2 separate regions of the Homo sapiens genome follow, and region 1 is linked to region 2. A link is an interaction called in ENCODE POLR2A ChIA-PET data of the cell type or tissue named here. Cell type or tissue: HCT116. All regions are shown on one strand. Links, peaks and the distances in the headings refer to the core of each region. The heading gives the core; the rest is flanking DNA. Region 1 overlaps NHSL3 (NHS like 3). Region 2 has its middle 35 kb from the start of ZBTB8B.

What was found. ChIA-PET counts read pairs that join two places held together with the same protein. Peaks named below come from ENCODE experiments on the same cell type or tissue, not always from the same donor. Only the 100,000 strongest peaks of a DNase experiment are listed, where the experiment ranks them.
Region 1: POLR2A ChIA-PET joins it to region 2 with 6 read pairs; 2 of 35 experiments call an interaction of 5 or more read pairs at or near these places.

What each region holds. Positions count from the first base shown.
Region 1 is chr1:32,753,013-32,757,395 of GRCh38, reverse strand. All of the region lies in intron 1 of NHSL3 (NHS like 3), which reads right to left. Among named protein-coding and RNA genes, the nearest start is that of NHSL3, 13 kb to the right of the region's middle. RefSeq lists an enhancer at 2,718-3,231 and a silencer at 3,355-3,614. In HCT116, for the core only: no CTCF peak of the experiment used is centred there; no DNase peak of the experiment used is centred there.
Region 2 is chr1:32,497,405-32,501,787 of GRCh38, reverse strand. No RefSeq gene overlaps it. Among named protein-coding and RNA genes, the nearest start is that of ZBTB8B, 35 kb to the right of the region's middle. RefSeq lists silencers at 883-1,152, 1,243-1,372. In HCT116, for the core only: no CTCF peak of the experiment used is centred there; DNase peaks (open chromatin) are centred at 780 and 1,633; H3K4me3 peaks cover 1,927 bases; H3K27ac peaks cover 1,707 bases.

The sequences.
Region 1 (4,383 bases), core at 240-4,239, 260 kb before region 2:
AGTCTCTGAGCCTCCACTCTCACCACCCCACCCCTCAACCTGTCCTGCCTGCACCTGCCCCCACCCTAGAGCCATCTTCCTAACACCCCACTTTTGTAGACTCCTCCCTTGCTCAAACACCTTCACTGGCTCCCTGTGGCCTGCAGACTCCAGACCTCTCTCCCTGCCTTGTATTCTCTCCTTCCTCTTCTCACAGACTAATGAAATGAGTACTTATACTGGCACTTGAGTACTTATACTCAAGCTCCAGTCCCCATCTGGGCTTGTCACAGCAGAGGCTGAGGCCGAGGATGACTTAGGATCCTCAGCACAAGTAAAACCAAAGGTACCGAGGTTTACATTCACAATGGAACCTCAAGAGGACCCTCAGCTACTTTTCCCTCCCACCTCCATGCTCAGTCTCAACTCCATTTGTTTTTTGTTTTTGAAATGGAGTCGAGTTCTTGTCACCCAGGCTGGAGTGCAGTGGCGCAATCTCGGCTCGCTGCAACCTCCACCTCCTGGGTTCAAGTGATTCTCCTGCCTCAGCCTCAAAAGTAGCTGGGATTACAGGTGCCCACCACCACGCCTGGCTAGTTTTTGTATTTTTAGTAGAGACGGGGTTTCACCATGTTGGCTGGGCTGGTCTCAAACTCCTGACCTCAGGTGATCCACCCACCTCAACCTCCTAAAGTGCTGGGATTACAGGTGTGAGCTACTGCATCCAGCCCATTCTTTTTTTTTTTTTTTTTTTTTTTTGGAGACAGGGTCTCACTCTGTCACCCAGACTGGAGTGCACTGGCACGATCGGCTCACTGCAGCCTTGACCTCCCAGGCTCACGTAATCCCCTCACCTCAGCCTCTCAAGCTACTGGGACCAAAGGCACATGTGCCACCACGCCCAGATACTGTTTTATTTCTTGTAGAAATGGGCGGGGGGGGGGGGTCTCGTCATGTTGCCCCAAGCTACTCTCAAACTCCTGGGCTCAAGTTATCCTCCCATCTCGGCCTCCCAAAATGCTGGGATTACAGGCATAAACCACCTCGCCTGACCTCAACTCCATGCCTTTACTCACGGCCATACCCCACAGCTGAAACAAATCCCTGGTTCTCTCATTTAACCAACAATTTAGGACTAATTTCAATCCTGTGATTACTTCAAAGACAAATTAGGACCATCTCCTCAGTTTTCTAAAGCTGACCCCAACCCAGAAGGCTTTTGATATATTGCCTAGAATATTTCCTAGCCCCTCACACTTAATTTCTGTGTTGTCTTGACATTGCTTTCTAATTTTTTTCAGAACGCCTTAAAGCTTGAGTTGACCCATAAGTTGCAGCAGGAACTGGAAGCTCACAAGTGTTGCTGGAAGCCCCAGGCCACTTCCTCAAGGGCCAGTAGGCAAGAGACTATAAACACAGCCTTCTTATCTTCTCTCTCCTCCATCACAAATGGTCACAAGTCTGGGCCCACAGTTAGTTCCTAGGAAACCATCAGATCCGAGCGACCATCAGAGGACAGATGAAGAGCCCCAGCCCTGCCCCCTTAGTGCAGATTCTAGGAGAGACAGGTAGGCACAGACAGGGCTTTCAGGACTGCTGGGGCAGGGAGAGTGCTGGAAGGTCCTGGAGATTCTCATCAACACCTACCTTCTGAGAAATCCTCAAAGAGCCTAACTGAACTTAGTTAACCCTTTTCTTATTGTCATTTTGATTATATTACTACCTCAAACCACCACAGGCAAATGACCTTGGACAAGTCCCTCTTTCCTGGACCTCAGTCTCGTCATCCATGAAATGGCTAGCCAGAACAGTAAGTGTCCCAAGAAGTCACCTAGGGCCCCTGATTTCACAGACAGAACCCCTGTAGGAGCCAGAGTGGTCCAGACAAGTGAAAGGAATCTGCTCAAGGTCACCAGGGCCTATTCCACAGCCTCATTGAGAGGAGAGGTCCCCCACTTCCCAGCCCAGGCTCTTTCCACCACCCCCTCCATGGAGCGATGAGATCATCAAGCTCCGGTTCGGAATCTCTAGGAATGTGGGCCATCCTGGGAATACACCCGTAGATTCTCCCACCACAGCAGGGCCCCCTTCACTCCACCTCCTCTGGGATTTCCTCACTCCCCCAGACCAACAGGTATCGCTAAAGTGCCTGCCTATGTTGAAGACCCTCTATCTTGGGGAGGAGGGAATGGTACCATCACCCTGCCCTTCCCCCATCTCTGGATTCACCAGTAACTAGGCACTCTCGATAGCCCCTCCTTCAGCGCCCCTCGGGGATACCCTGAACTGCCGCACTTGTTGGGGGAAACAGGAATCCCATCTCTTGGGATTGGAGGCCTTCCCCTTTCCCTCCCCTCCCCATTGGAGCCTGGAATGTGACCCGCGGAGGGATCCCGCAGCAGCCGGCAAGGGCTGCGTTCCAGCTCGGTGGCTGCATTGAAAGGGGGAGATGCGGCGGCGACCTCGGGGACCGTGGGGACGGGGGAGGGGGGGAGGCGGGGAGAAGTCGCGGTGGCGCGGGTGGGGGTAGGGAGGGAGCCAAGAAAACCAGTCCGACTCCCGATCGCGCCAGATGGAGGCGGTCCCCAGACTCCAGCCCCGGGTTTCCAGCTTCTCCCTTCCACCTTTGTCTCCCCTCCCTCCTACAAACTTTCAGCCTTCAGCCTGTTGGGGGCTAAGATCTGGGAAATAAGCGTGTGTGTCCGAGTGCCTTAGGGTCTGCTGTGAGCCTGAATGCGAGTCCGGTTGGTTGTGCAGTTATGAACCTGTGTGTACATCTGTGTGCCTAAGACGCTGGGCAACTGTACCCACATGACCGATGTGTGTGAACGACTGTGTGCCTGTGTGTCTGGATCTGCGCGTGGGTGTAGTTCGTGTGGCTGTGTAAACCGCATGCATAGGTATACATGTACCTATGTCTCAGGCTGTGTGCGTCCTACTGCGATGGTACGAGAGTGTGGGTGTGATGGTGTATGTGATCCTGTGTCTGCGTGTCCGTACATTTGAGTGGGTGTTGTGCGTGTGACTGTGTAAACTGCGAACATGTACGTGTGCCCGCCCGTAGGTATTACCGTGTACGTGTGTCTCCGTGTGCCTGTGAGGGGTGGGGTCTGCGCGGGGATTCCCGACCCCCCCACACTCACACCCTCCAAGCCCCGGGAGGGGGCAGCAGCGGTGGCGACGACCGCAGTAGGGACCCTCCTCCCTGCCTGCCCCGCCCCCACCCCGGCCCCTACCTGCCGGCCGCTTCGCCGACCGCCCGAACCGCCAGAAGCTGCGGACCCGGGGACCGCTGGGGGCCTTCCTCTTGTGGTGTGAGTTCCCCATTGCGGGTGCGGGAGCCGGCGCGGGAACCCAAGCGCGGCCCAGCCAGCCCGGCCGCCGGGCCCGCAGCCCCGGGAGGGAGGCAGCGAGACTCGCGGGCGGGCACCGCGGGCGCCCCCAGCCCCAGCTCGACCACGCCCCCGAGCTCTGCGGCCAATGGCCAGGCCGGGGGCGGGCCCGGAGGAGGGGCGGGGCCTGGCGCGCATCCCGTCGGCTCCGCCCCTCCCGGGACCTGGGAGACCGGCTGAGCCGCCCAGCCTAGGGCGCACAGGGGAAGGCCTGGCCAGTCCAGGTGGGGCAGGCGGGTTGCCCACTCTCTCAGCCCAGAGGCTACCGCTCTGAGGAGTGCAATGGAGCTGGGAGAACGCGGATCCGCAGCCCTGCTGCCGCTAGAGCCCACCAGCCACCTCCCCGTGACTGTCACGTGCCTGTGTGTACAAATGTATCGAACTGACTGTATTTCTGTAGTTACAGTGTTCAAAATAGTAGCACCCTTTTACTTAGTGTTTACTATGTGCCAGGCTCTGTGCTAACCGCTTTCATGCATTACTTCATTTTATCCACAATTGTGTAAGGTAGGTCCTTTTTTTATTATTTTTTTTATTTTTTTGAGACCAAGTCTCGCTGTCACCCAGGCTGGAGGGCAGGGGCACGCTCTCGGCTCACTGCAACCTCCACCTGCCCGGTTCAAACGATTCTCCTGCCTCAGCCTCCCGAGTAGCTGGGACTACAGGTGCGCACCACCATGCCCGGCTAATTTTTGTAATTTTAGTAGAGACGGGGTTTCACCATGTTGTTCAGGCTGGTCTCAAACTCCTGACCTCAGGTGATATGCCTGCTTTGGCCTCCTAAAGTGCTGGGATTACAGGCGTGAGCCACACCACCCGGCCTGTTAAATATTTTTTTAACCAGCCTGGCCAACATGGTGAAACCCTGTCTCTACTAAAAATACAAAAATTAGCCAGGCTTGGTGGCACATGCCTGTAATCCCACCTACTCAGAAGGCTGAGGCAGGAGAATCGCTTGAACCCAGGAGGTGGAGGTTGTAGTGAGCCAAGATCACACCACTGCACTCCAGCC
Region 2 (4,383 bases), core at 114-4,113:
ACCCCTTGAACCCAGGAGGTGGAGGTTGGAGTGAGCTGAGATCGTGCCACTGCACTCCAGCCTGGGCAACAGAGTGAGACTCCATCTCAAAAAATAAAAATAAAATAAAATAAATGACAGCAACAGATTATAACCTAACAGCCAGGCCCAGTGGTGCGCCTACAATGCCAAGTTATGCCAGAGGCTAAGGCAGCAGCCCAGGACTTCGAGACCAGCCTGGGCAATATAGTAGAACTCCCCATCAGCTAAAAAAGAAAAAAAAAAAGGAAACCATGTGTCCATATGTATGAAAAAAAAAATAAATGGGCCGGGTACGGTGGCTCACACCAGTAATCCCAGCCCTTTGGGAGGCCAAAGCCGGCGGCACACGCCTGTAGTCCCAGCTACTCGGGGGACAGAAGTGGGAGGACTGGTTGAATCCGGGAGGTTGAGGCTGCAGTGAACGGTGATCGCACCACTACACTCCAGCCTAGGTGCCAGAGCGAGACTTTGTCCCAAAAATAAAAATAAGGTTTAAAAGGTTTGATGAGAAATGGTGATTCATGAAAATTCAAAGTACCACCCTACAAAATACTGTTATTATAACTGCCAAGTGAGTGTGACCTTACAGCGGAGAAGCCTACAGACAGCATCTTAAAGATAAAAGTGAGCATCATCAGTGATGAGACAAATTGACAAGCTGAAATTGTGTGCCACTAGACGTGCTGCGTTGAGAAGACCGCAGCAGCCCTTCTGTGACAGTCCTGTCTAGGATAAAGAACCTGAATCCAGTCGAGATGAGACAGACAAAGCCCAATTGAGGGAAGTTCTGCAAATTCGCTGGCTCGCGCCCCGCCCCCGGCGGCTGCTGTCTCTGCGCGGCGCAGACCAAGCCTCCCCGGAGTCCGCCGCGCCGGACGGCTCCAGACACGCCCGACGCCGTCCCCGCCGCCTTCCCGCCGCCGCCGCCGCCGCCGCCAGGAGGCTCCGCGCGCCTTCCCGGCTTTCCCCGGGCCGGGCCGGGCGGCGACAGCGGCGCGGCCATTGTTCCGCAGCCCCTTCCGGGCGCGCAGGAGAGGCCGGCCGGCCGGGCGCGGGGAGGGACGGCCGGGAGCCGGTGCCCGCCAACGCCCACCGCCGCCGCCCGCGCCTCCTCCTTGGCCGTTCCCAACCCCTCGGAGACAGCGCTGCAGCTGCTGCGCCCCAGGCTGCAAATGGCGCCCGCTCGGCTTGGCGCCTCCGGCCTCGCTCTCGGCCGGGAGACGGCTGAGGGCCGCACGCCCGTGGCCCGCATCCCAACGCCGCCGCCGCCGCCGCCCGCTACCAGGCTGGTTGCAGGTCCGGGGCAGCCCCGACGCCCTCCCGCCCTCTCGCCCTCTCGCCCTCTGCCCGCGCTGCGCGCAGCGGCAATCATTCCCCCTCCACCCCTCCTGCCAAGGGGACCTACGGGCGTCCCAAGAACAATAATTAGATTATTTTAAAATTGTAAAATACATAACAATATCATTTAAAAATGCAACTTAGGGACATTAAAGATATTCATGGCGTGCAACCATCAGTACTATCTAGTTCCAAAACTTTCTCATCGCCCCAAAGGCACCGGCACCATGAGCACTCAAGTCATTCCCCATTCCCTCCTTCCCTCAGCCTCCACCAACCGCCACTGGACTTTTTGTCTCCACGGATTTGCCTATTCAGGATCTTTTTCTCTCCCTTCCTCCCTTCCGTTCCTTCCTTCCTTTTTTTTTTTTTTTTTTTTTTTTGACGGAGTCTCTCTCTGTTGCCCAGGTTGGAGTGCAATGGCGCAATCTCGGCTCACTGCAAGCTCCGCCTCCCGGGTTCACGCCATTCTCCTGCCTCAGCCTCCCGAGTAGCTGGGATTACAGGCGCCTGCCACCAGGCCCGGCTAATTTTTTGTATTTTTAGTAGAGATGGGGTTTCACTATTGCTGTCCAGGCTGGTCTCGAACTCCTGACCTTGTGATCCGCCCGCTTCGGCCTCCCAAAGTGTTGGGATTACAGGCGTGAGCCACCGCGCCCGGCCAGGATATTTCGTATAAATGGAATCAAACAATATGTGGTCCTTTGTGACTGGCTTCTCTCACCTGAAGCAATGTTTCAAAGGTTCCTCCATGTTGTAGCAGGCATCAGAACTTCCTTTTAATGGATGAATAATATTCCACCTGTGTGTGTGCGCGCATGTGTGTGTGTGACATTTTTGTTCATTAGTTGATGAACATTTGGGTATTTCCACCTTTAGGCTATTGTGAACAGAGCTGCTATGAACCTTTGTGTACAAGTTTCAGTTTGAACACCTGTTTTCAAATAACTAAATACACTTTACTCTCCTTCTAATGGAAAACTCTACAGCCACCTGCAGTTTTTTCCCCCATTAATTCTGGGAGCTCCTGGAAGTATATCATGTGCATTCCTCTCAAATTTCCTGCCAGCCATGATTTTATTTATTTAGGAGACATGTAGGTCAACTTTCCTGCCCCTCTCCAGGGCCCCTTCTCAGGGGACCTGTCCCCATGACCACCACTCATCCTTAGTCAGAGCCTCATGCTTCCTGACCCAAGGGGTGCCATGTGATCTGAGGGAACCGATCTTTTGCTGGGCAGAAACTGAGGTGTTTTCCTTTGGAAGATTTGGACTGAAGGACAGGACAGTGGTTAGGTCAGGGCTGGGCAGCACTTTTGAGCTGAGGAATGGGCAGGAGAAAGGTGGTCTTCTGAGAGTAGCCGGGGACCCCACACAGGCACAAAGAGAAGTGTACAGGAAACATGGGCAAGGCACATGACTGACCAGGAGCAGCCTCAGCCCTGCTTTCCAATTCCAGGTGATCTGCTGATTTCCTCTCCCAGAATGATCGTAAAGTCACTCACTTTAATTAGAAACAAATCCTCTTAAAACTATTCTCGGTCGGGCGTGGTGGCTTATGCCTGTAATCCCAGCAGTTTGTATGGCCAAAGCAGGTGGATCGCTTGCGGCCAGGAGTTCGAAACCATCCTGGCCAACTTGGCAAAACCCTGTCTCTACTAAAAATACAAAAATCAGCCGGGCATGGTGGCAGGCGCCTGTAATCCCAGCTATGCAGGAGGCTGAGGCAGGAGAATCACTTGAACCCAGGAGGCAGAGGTTGCAGTGAGCCAAGATCATGCCACTGCACTCCAGCCTGGGTGACAGAGCGAGATCCTGTCTCAAAAAAATAAAATAAAAAATAAAAACTATTCTCAAAACTTTTTTATTTTTATTTCTTTTTTGTGAGACTGAGTCTCGCTCTGTTGTCCAGGCTGGAGTACAATGGCACAATCCCGGCTCACTGCAACCTCTGCCTCCTGGGTTCAAGTGATTCTCCTGCCTCAGCCTCCCAAGTACCTGGGATTACAGGCTCCCGCCACCACGCTCAGCTAATTTTTTTGTATTTTTAATAGAGACGAGGTTTCACCAGGTTAGCCAGGCTGGTCTGGAACTCCTGATCTCAGGTGATCCACCTGCCTCGGCCTCCCAAAGTGCTGGGATTACAGGCGTGAGCCACCATGCCCGGCCTTGTTTTTAGTTTTTGAGACAGGGTCTCACTTTGTTGTCCAGGCTAGAGTGTGGTGGTGCAATCATGGCTCACTGCAGCCTCGATTTCTTGGGCTCAAGTGAGCCTCCCACCTCAGCCTCCAGAGTAGCTGTGACTACAGGCACATGCCACCACACCCAGCTAATTTTTGTATTTTTTGTAGAGGCTGGGTTTCACCATGTTGTCCAGGCTGGTCTTGAACTGGTGAGCTCATGTGATCAGCCTGCCTCGGCCTTCCCAAAGTGCTGGGATTCAGGCGTGAGCCACTGTGTCCAGCCTATTCTCAAACTTTAGTTTGCATCAGAATCTCCCTAGATGATGCCGATCCTGCTGGTTCCGAGACCACACTTTACGAATCATTGCTTTAAGCTTGTTTGAGTGTCTGTTCTTTGAAGCCAAATGTGCCCTAACCAAGACAGGTTATCTGGATTCCCTCTGTGAGGTTTGGTGCTGAATTGTAGGTGTCAGGAAAACTGAAATCCCAGCTGCCTCTAGTGTTAACCCTTAGAGCCCATCCAGCAGGGACTCAACCTCTCTTGCTCCTGCCTGGGCCACACCTGTACTGAGAACACCCTGAGGACATGCAGTATTGCGGAAGTGCAGGGCAATGCCCCTGCCCTCCTACCTGGCATCAGGTGTTTAAAGCATTGCAGCAGTATTTAAATAAAAAAAAAAAAAGCAGTACAGTTTGAACTCCTAGCATCTCACCAAGATTATAGATCATGCTCAGTTTCTGCATGTAGCTCTCAAACGGAAGGCTTAGGCATACTTCCTTGGAGCTGAGCCAAGTGACCATCTTTCTCCTGGCCAGATCCTTCTAGTGACTTCTCTAAAAAA